2 separate regions of the Homo sapiens genome follow, and region 2 is linked to region 1. A link is an interaction called in ENCODE POLR2A ChIA-PET data of the cell type or tissue named here. Cell type or tissue: PC-9. All regions are shown on one strand. Each heading gives the region's core, and the rest is flanking DNA. Links, peaks and the distances in the headings are about the cores only.

What was found. ChIA-PET counts read pairs that join two places held together with the same protein. Peaks named below come from ENCODE experiments on the same cell type or tissue, not always from the same donor. Only the 100,000 strongest peaks of a DNase experiment are listed, where the experiment ranks them.
Region 2: POLR2A ChIA-PET joins it to region 1 with 5 read pairs; 8 of 35 experiments call an interaction of 5 or more read pairs at or near these places.

What each region holds. Positions count from the first base shown.
Region 1 is chr17:29,783,800-29,789,181 of GRCh38, reverse strand. The region is part of intron 3 of SSH2 (slingshot protein phosphatase 2); the gene reads left to right. Among named protein-coding and RNA genes, the nearest start is that of SSH2, 140 kb to the left of the region's middle. In PC-9, for the core only: no CTCF peak of the experiment used is centred there; a DNase peak (open chromatin) is centred at 2,931; H3K4me3 peaks cover 499 bases; H3K27ac peaks cover 2,864 bases.
Region 2 is chr17:29,663,180-29,668,561 of GRCh38, reverse strand. SSH2 (slingshot protein phosphatase 2) reads left to right here. Exons shown (of 16, transcript NM_001282129.2): 10 at 1,339-1,432; 11 at 1,567-1,695. Among named protein-coding and RNA genes, the nearest start is that of SSH2-AS1, 26 kb to the right of the region's middle. RefSeq lists enhancers at 1-878, 5,037-5,331 and a silencer at 5,037-5,331. In PC-9, for the core only: no CTCF peak of the experiment used is centred there; DNase peaks (open chromatin) are centred at 3,081 and 3,441; H3K4me3 peaks cover 1,639 bases; H3K27ac peaks cover 4,120 bases.

The sequences.
Region 1 (5,382 bases), core at 217-5,216:
TAGCAGCCAGAAGGAGCCAAACCACTCCTTCACCACTTTGCTTAGAAACCACTGTAGTTGAATGTCCAATTCCACTGTTGCAAGTTCTACCTTCCACAAAATACTAGAACACAAACACAATCCAGCCCAAGTTCTTTGCCACTTTATAACAAGGATTGCCTTTTCTCCATTGTCCACTAACATGTTTCTTGTTTCCATCTGAGCCTTCGTCAGAAAGGGCTTTTCCATCCATATTTCTACAAATATTCTGTTCGTGGTTCTTTATGTATTCTCTAAGAAGATGGAAGCATTTTCTCCAGATCTCCTCTATCCTTTCTGAGCACTCACCAGAATTGCCTTTAGCAATCCCTTCATGGCAATCTTGGCTTTTTCTAGCATGCACTTCAAAACTCTTCTACCCATTACCTGGTTTCAAAGCCTCAGCACCCCATTTCTCAGGACCAATATCTGTATTAGTCAGGGTTCTTTAGAGAAATAGAACCAAAAAGGGTATCTCATAGAGATAGATAGATATATATAGAGAGAGGGAGAGAGGGAGGGAGGAAGGGAGGAAGGGAGGAAGGGAGGGAGAGAGTGAGGGAAAGAAAGAAAAAAGAGAGAGAAAGAAAGAAAGAAAAGAAAGAAATTGATTCTAAGTAAATGGTTTACATTATTGAGGCTGAGAAGTCCCAAGATCTGTAGGCTGGAAACCCAGGAGAACTAATGGTATAGTTCCAGTCCAAGTCCAAAGGCTTAAAGAACTAGGAGAGCCAATGGTGGCTCAGTCCACCATTTGCTGAGTCCAAGTCTGAGTCCGAAAATAGAAGACCAATGTCCTTGCTCAAAGGCAGAAGGAGGAACTTCTCCCTTATTCAGCCTTTTGTTCTATTCAGGCCTTCAATAGATTGAGTGAGGACTACCCACACTGGAGAGGACAGTCTGCTTTACCCAGTCTACTGATTCAAAGGTTAATATTATCCAGAAACACCCTCACAGATAAGCCGAGAATAATATTTAACCAAATACTGGACATCCTGTGACCCAGTCAGGTTGATGGTTGACACATAAAATTAACCATCATACAACCCAATTAAAAAATAAGCAAAGAACTTGAATAGACATTTCTCCAAAGAAGATAAACAAATAAGCAATAAGCATATGAAAAGATGCTCAAGGCCGAATGCAGTGACTCATGCCTGTAATTCCAGCACTTGGGAGGCTGAGAAGGAAGGATTGCTTGAGCCCAGGAGTTTGAGACCAGCCTGGGAAACATGGCAAGACCCCATCTCTACAAAAGATAAAAAAATTTAGCCAGGTGTGGTGTCACACACCTGTCCCAGCTACTCAGAATGTTGAGGTGGGAAGACTGCTTGAGTCCAGGAATTAAAGGCTGTGGTGAGCTAAGAAGGTTCCACTGCACTCCAGCCTGGGTAACAGTACAAGACCCTGTCTCTTAAAAAAAAAAAAAAAATCAAAATCACTAATCATTAAGGAAATGCAAATTGAAACCACGGTGAGATACTACCTCATACCCATTAGGATGGCCACTATCAACATAAAGCGTTGGTGAGGATATGGAGAAATTGGAAGCCTTGTGCACTATTGGTGGGAATGTAAAATGGCATAGCTGCAATGGAAAATAGTATGGTGATTCTTCAAAAAATTAAAAATAGAATATGATCATATGATCCAGCAATTCCACTTCTGGACTCCTGGGTAGATACCTAAAAGAATTGAAAGCAGGGTCTTAAGAGATTCATACACCCGTGTTCATAGCAACATTATTCACAATAGCCAAGAGATGGAAGCAACCCAAGTGTTCATCAACGATGAATGGATAAACAAAATGAGGTATTATATGTACAGTGGAATATTGTTCAGCCTTTAAAAAGGAAATAAGTTCTGACATGCCACAACGTGGGTAAAAATGAGGACATTAAGCTAAGTGAAATAAGCCAATCACAAAAAGTCAAATACTGTATGATTCCACTTACATGAGATACCTAGAATAATCAAATTCATGCGGACAGAATAATGGTGACTGGGGGATGGATGGAGTGGGAAGTTATTGCCTAGTGGGTACGGAGCTTCAGTTTTGGAAGATGAAAAAAGTTCTAGAAATGGATAGTGGTGGTGGTTGCACAACATTGTGAACGTACTTAATGCCAGTGAACTGTACACTTAAAAGTAGTTAAGATGGAAATTTTTATGTTTATTTTACCACAATTAAGAAACAATGTATTTATGCCATACTAGCCCCTTTTTGTGATTGATTGATTGAGACAGGGTCTTGCTCTGCCACACAGGCGGGAGTGCAGCGATACAGTAATGGGCTCAGTCCCACTTGAGCCTCCCAAGTAGCTGAGACCACCGGCATGCACCACTATGCCCAGCTAATATTTTCTGTTATTTTTGTAGAGACAGGGTCTCCCTATGTTGCCTAGGCTGGTCTCAAACTGCTGGGCTCAAGTGATCCTCCTGCCTCAGCCTCCCAAAGTGCTGGGATTACAAGTGTGAGCCACCATGGCTGGCCACCTTTTTGTGATATTTGAACTCCAGCAATATTTTTTTTTTCTCAGAAGACAGGCATAAAAAGATAACATAATTACAGAAAATCAGGTTTTATATCATTGACTATTGTTGCAGTACTTTTCCTTAGTTCAGCTAAAGACAGAGTTATTGTCCCATGGCAACAAAAATTTAGGCTCACAGATGATTGAAGGGTGAGAATAATGGGATTTATGGGGCAAAAAGGAAAACAAAGGGGGAACAGGGACTTTCTGCAAGGCTAGAATTCCTGCTGGTTCCTTCCTGCCTTGCAGTTTGAATCCCAGGTTTCACAAAGGAAGAGGAGGGGCCAGGCTCCTCCCCATGCAAATTGTGCGAACTTCCCGAAGCTCCACCTCAGTATGCAGGCTGGCTGGAGTTTTGCCAGGGAACCTTTCCAACCTGTTTGTCTCACTATTTGGTCAAAAGATAAATGGATGAAATTTGATGCCAGTATTTCCTTTGCATATTTATGAACTCAACTTTTTCTTGTGTGATGACCCACTTTGCTGACCGGGGAATAGCCAGGAAAATAACTATAGAAGTAAACAGGGCCGGGCGCGGCGGCTCACGCCTGTAATCCCAGCACTTTGGGAGGCCGAGGCGGGTGGATCACCAGGTCAGGAGATCAAGACCATCCTGGCTGACACGGTGAAACCCGGTCTCTACTAAAAATACAAAAAACTAGCCGGGCGTGATGGCGGGCGCCTGTAATCCCAGCTACTGGGGAGGCTGAGGCAGGAGAATGGTGTGAACCCAGGAGGCAGAGCTTGCAGTGAGCCGAGATCGCGCCACTGCACTCCAGCCTGGGCTACACAGGCAGACTCCGTCTAAAAAAAAAAAAAAAAAAGTAAACGGACTGGGCGCGGTGACTCGCGCCTGCAATCCCAGCACTTTGAGAAGCCGAGGTGGGTGGATCTCGAGGTCACGAGTTCGAGACCAGCCTGGTCAACATGGCAAAACCCCCATCCCTACTAAAAATACAAAAATTAGTTGAGCGTGATGGCACGCTCCTGTAATCCCAGCTACTCAGGAGGCTGAGGCAGGAGAATCGCTTGAACCCGGGAAGCAGAGGTTGCAGTGAGCAGAGATGGTACCACTGCACTCCAGAGCCTGGGCAACAGAGTAAGACTCTGTCTCAAAAAAAAAAAAAAAAAAAAAAAATGAAACGCCAATATTCAAACATATTAACTGTAAACAGCTGTCTCATATGGGTCAACCTAATACAATTATAAGATGATAAATAAAAATGAACAAGATTGCACTGAAATATATCTTGCAATCTCAGGACACCTTTTTTAAGGTGAATAGTGAATAGTTATGATAGGAAACAAAGTACTTTGAGATCTTAATTTAATTTTAATTATAGTAGAATTCTTTCATTCTTGTGTGTGCCAACCCCAAGATAAGAACTGTATAAAGTAAGGAGTTTTACATTTCTTCTCTCAATTCCAGCAATACATATAATATATTATACTTTTTTTGATTACTTTGAAAATGAAGAAATTATTTTTCATGTTCAGCTGAAACCCTCCCCTATTTTTAAGCCTGGTTTCTTCCTCTTTAGTCTTTCATGGACATAAAAAATTACTCACCATCTGCTGAAAAAATTCTTCACCTTTGAAAATTTGGTCTTTATAAGGGAAAAATGAAGCAAAATAAAAACAAAACAAAAAGAAAATTTGGTCTTTTCCTCAGTTGTTTCAAAGATAGCAATGAAAATAAAATTTGCAGCAGAGGAGAGGAAAAAAGCAATGTGGGCCAGAGCTGAGTCATGATGAATGAATGGGATTTAGATAGGAGAACAGAAGAAAAGGGTAGCATTCCAAACATAGGAGAGTGGGGAGAATGGAAGGATATCATCAAAAGTCTGAAAATAGGAGCTAATGTGTTTTAGGAAAGTAAGAAGGTAACTGTCTATACCTTAAAAGCAGAGGAGTTTCAATTTGATAGATCTATGTGTAGAAGAATGACATGACTAATTCTAAATATCACCAACCATTATTCAGGAGGTCATAGGATTCACAACTTCCCTAATTATTCTTTTTTTTTTTTTTGAGAAGGAGTCTAGCTCTGTCACCCAGGCTGGAGTGCAGTGGGGTGCAATCTCGGCTCACTGCAACCTCCGCCTCCTGGATTCAAGTGATTCTCCTGTCTCAGCCTCCCAAGAAGCTGGGATTACAGGCACCCGTCACCACACCCAGCTAATTTTTGTAACCTGACCTCAAGCGATTCACCTGCCTCGGCCCCCAATTACTCTTTTTTTTTTTTGAGATGGAATCTTGGTCTGTCGCCCAGGGTGGAATGCAATGGCACAATCTTGGCTCATTGCAACCTCCATCTCCCAGGTTCACGTGATTCTCCTGCCTCAGCCTCCTGAGTAGCTGGGATTACAGGTGCGTGCCACCACGCCCAGCCTATTTTTATTTTTAGTAGAGATGGGGTTTAACCATGTTGGCCAGGCTGGTCTCTAACTCCTGATCTCAGGTGATCCACCCACCTTGGCCTCCCAAAGTGCCAGGATTGCAGGCATGAGCCACCGCGTCCAGCCCCCAATTACTCTTTTTTTTTTTTTTTTTTTTTTTTTTTTGAGACGGAGTCTCGCTCTGTCACCCAGGCTGGAGTGCAGTGGCGGGATCTCGGCTCACTGCAAGCTCCGCCTCCCGGGTTCACGCCATTCTCCTGCCTCAGCCTCCCAAGTAGCTGGGACTACAGGCGCCCGCCACTACGCCCGGCTAATTTTTTGTATTTTTAGTAGAGACGGGGTTTCACCGTTTTAGCCGGGATGGTCTCGATCTCCTGACCTCGTGATCCGCCCGCCTCGGCCTCCCAAAGTGCTGGGATTACAGGCGTGAG
Region 2 (5,382 bases), core at 279-5,278, 120 kb after region 1:
TACGCGGTTTTGCCAATTGCCTGGGCTAGTCTCAAACTCTTAAGCTCAAGCAGTCCACCCACCTCGGCCTCCCAAAGTGCTGGGATTACATGCATTAACCACTGTGCCTGGCCCAATATTTATTTTTAATGGAAGACTGAAATTATACATTTATTTTCTACCATTAGCTATGTCTAGGACAAATAAAGCATGGATAAGAATTTTAATCCTAGTTAAGACAGGAATACCTTGGCTGGTTGAAGAGAAACAGCTCAGGTATTAGCTGTATTCTGTAGGGTTCATGAGAAATTAAGAGTCCAAGTGGTGGGAAGCCCCAAGGTTGTGGGGTTGGAGCATCCATCTTTGGAGATTACCAAAGCTATTTTTGCAACCAGTGATAAGGCTGTAGGCAGCAAGGGCAGGCAGGATGCCTGAAAGCTTAGTCCATTTTCATCTCCAAATAAGGAGGTGCAGAGCCAGATACCTTTCTTGAGTAGGTGGTGGGAGTTGGGGAGGAGATGAAACAAAGTACTCTCTGTCAACCTCATTCAAATTCTGCATAATCTGAAATAATGCTTTAGAGGAGGAGTATCCAGTTACATTGAACCACTACCTTTCTAATAATTGGAGAGTCAGCTACCTAGTTTGATTTCATATTAAAGTTCCAAGGGTGATTTTATTTTTAAGAGAGTCAGAAGACTAAAGGAAGTGACATAATCCTTCAGGTAGAGCATTAGGCTAGGCTGAGCGTTGTAGTTCTCCTGCCCCAGCATGGTTATCAGCATGTCATTTAGCTTTTCAGTTGTTTGTTTCCTCTCCCTATAGAAAAGGATAAGTGTTTCACAGAGATATTGTGAGAGTTGTCATTAAAAGGAAAGCATTCTGGATGGAAGGGCTCTTAAGTCAGCAGTCCCCAGCCTTTTTGGCACCAGAGACCAGTTTCCACAGACGGAGCAGTGGAGTGGGGATGGTTTCATGATGAAACTGTTTCACCTCAGATCATCAGGCGTTAGTTAGCTTCTCATAAGGAGCACACAACCTTGATCCCTCACATGTGCAGTTCACAATAGGGTTTGCGCTCCTATGAGAATCTAATGCTGCCACTGATCTGACAGGAGGCGGAGTTCAGGCAGTAATGCTTGCCCGCTGCTCACCTCCTGTTCTGCTGCCCGGCTTCTAACAGGCCACTGACCGGTACTCACTGGGGACCCACGCTCTAAGTTGTTGATCTCTAGAACCGATTTTGGAAAAGGATTTGCCTTATTGAAGAAGACAGGATCATTCTTCTTTCTTTCCCATTTAAGAATAATCGTTATTAAGAATATCGTTTAAGAATAATCGTTATTTCTCTCTTCTCAGACCTACTGAACGTGAACGAACAGAAAGGCTAATTAAAACCAAATTAAGGGAGATCATGATGCAGAAGGATTTGGAGAATATTACATCCAAAGAGGTAAGAGACCTTGAGTCCTTGTTTGTTCCAAGGCTAGCAGTGGGATAACAGTAGGTGTGGGGCTGGAAATAGTGCATGGTTGAAAGTACAGAGGGACTTTAAGAGATGGGTCCAATATATCATCTTTGTTTCAGATAAGAACAGAGTTGGAAATGCAAATGGTGTGCAACTTGCGGGAATTCAAGGAATTTATAGACAATGAAATGATAGTGATCCTTGGTCAAATGGATAGCCCTACACAGATATTTGAGCATGTGTTCCTGGTAAGTTTTAAAGCCACTTTAAGTGGTGTGCTAACGCTAGCCCATATGGACTCATGGGCAGGGGTAATTATTAAATTTTATTATACATAAATAAAATGTAACTTACTTTAAAGACAAAAGTGATAAGTACTCAAACCTCATCACTTCCTAATTATTTTATTACTTTTAGTGTGTGTGTGCGTGTGTGTGACAGTCTCGCTCTGTCGCCCAGGCTGGAGTGCGGTGGCACGATCTCGTCTCACTACAATCTCTGCCTCGCGGGTTCAAGCAATTCTCCTGCCTCAGCCTCCCGAGTAGCTGGGACTACAGGTGCATACCACCACACCCAGCTAATTTTTGTATTTTTAGTAGAGACGGGGTTTTGCCATCTTGGCCACGTTGGTCTTGAACTCCTGACCTCAGGTGATCTGCCCGCCTTGGCCTCTCAAAGTGCTGGGATTATAAGCATGAGCCACCATGCCTGGCCCTCATTTTTAATTTTATTTTTATTTTTGAAACAGGGTCTCGCTCTGTTGCCCAGCCTGGAGTGTAGTAGCACAGTCTCAGCTCAGTGCAACCTCAGCCTCGCAGGCTCAAGTGATTCTCCCTTCTCAGCCTCCTGAGTAGCTGGGACCACAAGCGTGTGCCACCAGCCCCCAGCTAATTTTTGTATTTTTTGTGGAGATGGGGTTTTACCATGTTTCCCAGGGTGGTCTCGAACTCCTGAGCTCAAGCAATCCACTCACCTAGTCCTTCCCAAAGTGCTGGGATTACAGGCATGAGCCATCGCACCTGGCCCCAAATTACCGGCATGAGCCATCGCGCCTGGCCCCAAATAGGATGATCCTTTAAGATCACTCTCAAATCTGCCAAATGTGTCTAAGTTCTGATATATCTGAGCAGAGCTGGTGGGAGCTACTATATAACTGAGAGACAAGAGACTACTGGACTTTCAAACATATGAAACCTTGTAGCTACACTTTGAGTCCCTACTTTTATGATTACCAAAAAATTGGTGACTAAAAATTGTTCTTCATGGTTCCTGAACATTTAGTGACCTTTTGTAATTAGCCCAAGGAGACCTCTCTGACAGGTAGATTTTGAAAGCTTCTAAAGTCTATTTTTCTCTCAAGTGTTAGAGTTTTAGTTCTTATCTGTACATTTAGTGGGAACAAAGTTAACAAGAATAATTAAAATCAATGGAGAATGCCAAAACCTCATTTTGTGTCCACTTCCCACACACTTTCACCAAAAATGCTTACAAGGAAGTAAATCAGTTGGTTTGAATTTCACTTCCTTTCTCTTCTTGAGGACGTTTATGAACTGTGAAATGATTAGAAGCTGGGAAACAGAAGAGAAGGAGAATAAATGCTCAGGAACTGACTAAACTGGATCCACCTCACTCTGAATATTCAAGAGTTTATTTCATGAGGCACTCAGACTATGCCTTTGAAGGCTTGTGCCCTGAAATAACTTGTTGACACTCTAGGATATATGTGTCTAGAGTGATTCATAGTGGTATATTAGCTATGAAATTACTCATGAAAAGCTGTGAGTTGGGAGGGGGACTTCTTTTCCATTACTTTAACTGACCAGTATGTGTTGGCATTTCTGGTTGTAGATCATACTGCAAAACTGTCATTGGCTTTTCCATTTGCAAGACACCTGGCTTTGTTGTCTCTTACATATACTTCCACAAGGATTCAGATATATCCTGCTCTTGTATTATTGGAAAGAATCTTTGTGTTATCTATAGAAAACTTGTGAGTCACTCGTTCTATGGGGCCCTCCCAACTGTTTCCCTGAGACTAATTTTTATGAAGGACAAATATCTGTAGTCAAAAGGAGCTCATGTGACTGAAGCTGCAAACTTGAAAGTCAAGTTTCCCATTGAGCTTGACTTTTAACACGTAAAAGAATATAGACATGATAAATATGAAATACAGTCAGATTCTGACTGATCAACCTGTTTTATTTCATGCATGCTTCCCTGTGTCTCTGGTGCCACCCACTCAAGAACTACTCCTCAAATGGTATATTTTAGGCCATGCAAGCAAATTTTAATAGTATTGTAAGCAGAAAAAACAATCTAATTTCCCCAAAATTACATTTCTCTAATCAACTACAAATGCATTTGAGCATTTGTGCCAGTAGATTAATACCATGATTTCATTATTGTCAGGTATAATCTTCTGTCTTGAGTTTTTTTCTTATTAAAAAAATAATTCTGGCCAGGTGTGGTGGCTCACACCTATAATCCCAGCACTTGGGGTGGCCAAAGCAGGAGAATCACCTGAGCCTGGGAGTTTGAGGCTGCGGTGAGCCATGATCATGCCACTGCACTCCACCCTGAGCAACAAAGAGAGAGCCTGTCTAAAAATAATGATAATCCATGTTCATTTTTAAAAATTTTAGAAGACAACAGATTATCATATTTATTTAATCATCAAGACTGATAATCACCATCATCTTTTATTATATAATATTGCCTTCCAATCTTTTTTTTTTTTTTTTGGAGACGGAGTCTCGCTCTGTCGCCCAGGCTGGAGTGCAATGGCATGATCTCAGCTCACTGCAACCTCCACCTCCCAGGTTCACACGATTCACCTGCCTCAGCCTCCCAAGTAGCTGGGATTAAAGGCACACACTACCACGCCTGGCTAATTTTTTGTGTTTTTAGTAGAGACGGGATTTCATTATGTCGGCCAGACTGGCCTTGAACTCCTGATCCTCCCGCCTCAGCCTCCCAAAGTGCCGGGATTACAGGCATGAGCCATCGCGCCCAGCCCCAATCTTTTTTACTTTTATTTATAGATGTACATATATATTTTTGTGTATACACACACAGATATGATACATTGTCTTTATTTTTTTAAAGAGTAGTTTTAGGTTCACAGCAAAATTGAGCAAAAGGTATAGAGATTTCCCATATACAACTTATCCCAACACATGCATAGTTTCCCCCATTGTCAACATCCTCCACCAGAGTGGAGTGTAACAAATGAGTGTAACATTTGTTACAGCACATTATTCTACATTGGCACATCATTGTAAACTAAAGTCCATAGTTTACAATAGGGTTCACTCTTGGTGTTGTACGTTATATGGATTTGGACAAATTTGTTGTCTGTATTCACTATTAGAGTATCACATAGAAGTTTTTACTTTTTAAATACACATCTGTGTACTTGTTTTGCACATCAGCATTGTGTATATATGTACATATTTTTGAACAAAGGAAAATCTCTTCAGCTTCAGGTATAATTCTGTATTCTAGAAAATGGACATTTTCTTTCTATTGTGAATATTTATTTGGGGGAAAAAAAACTTCAAAATTGAGGATCTCTGTAATTTAAATCCTACTTAACAAAGTAAATGCATGAACAGGTTGTCTAAACATCTTATTATACTTGTTCCTTGGTGGCTTCCTCCCTTTGTTTACACTGCCATATCCTATGTCCAACTCCCTATCTCTTCTCCATTGAGTCTTTGCCCTGCTGGCTTTCCTAGCAGTTGACACGGAAAAAGAGGCATTCTAGCTGCAAGTGGTGGTGTTGATTTTCTGCAGAGTCATCTCATCTTGCATAGCTGCCATGCCTGGAGCTCAACCAGATTGAGTAAAGAGAGGCAACAGGATTTCTCCTTCCCTTTGGAAGAATGCTCAGTTCTGCAGTGTACTGCACAGAGATCTGTTTATTAGGGAAAGTA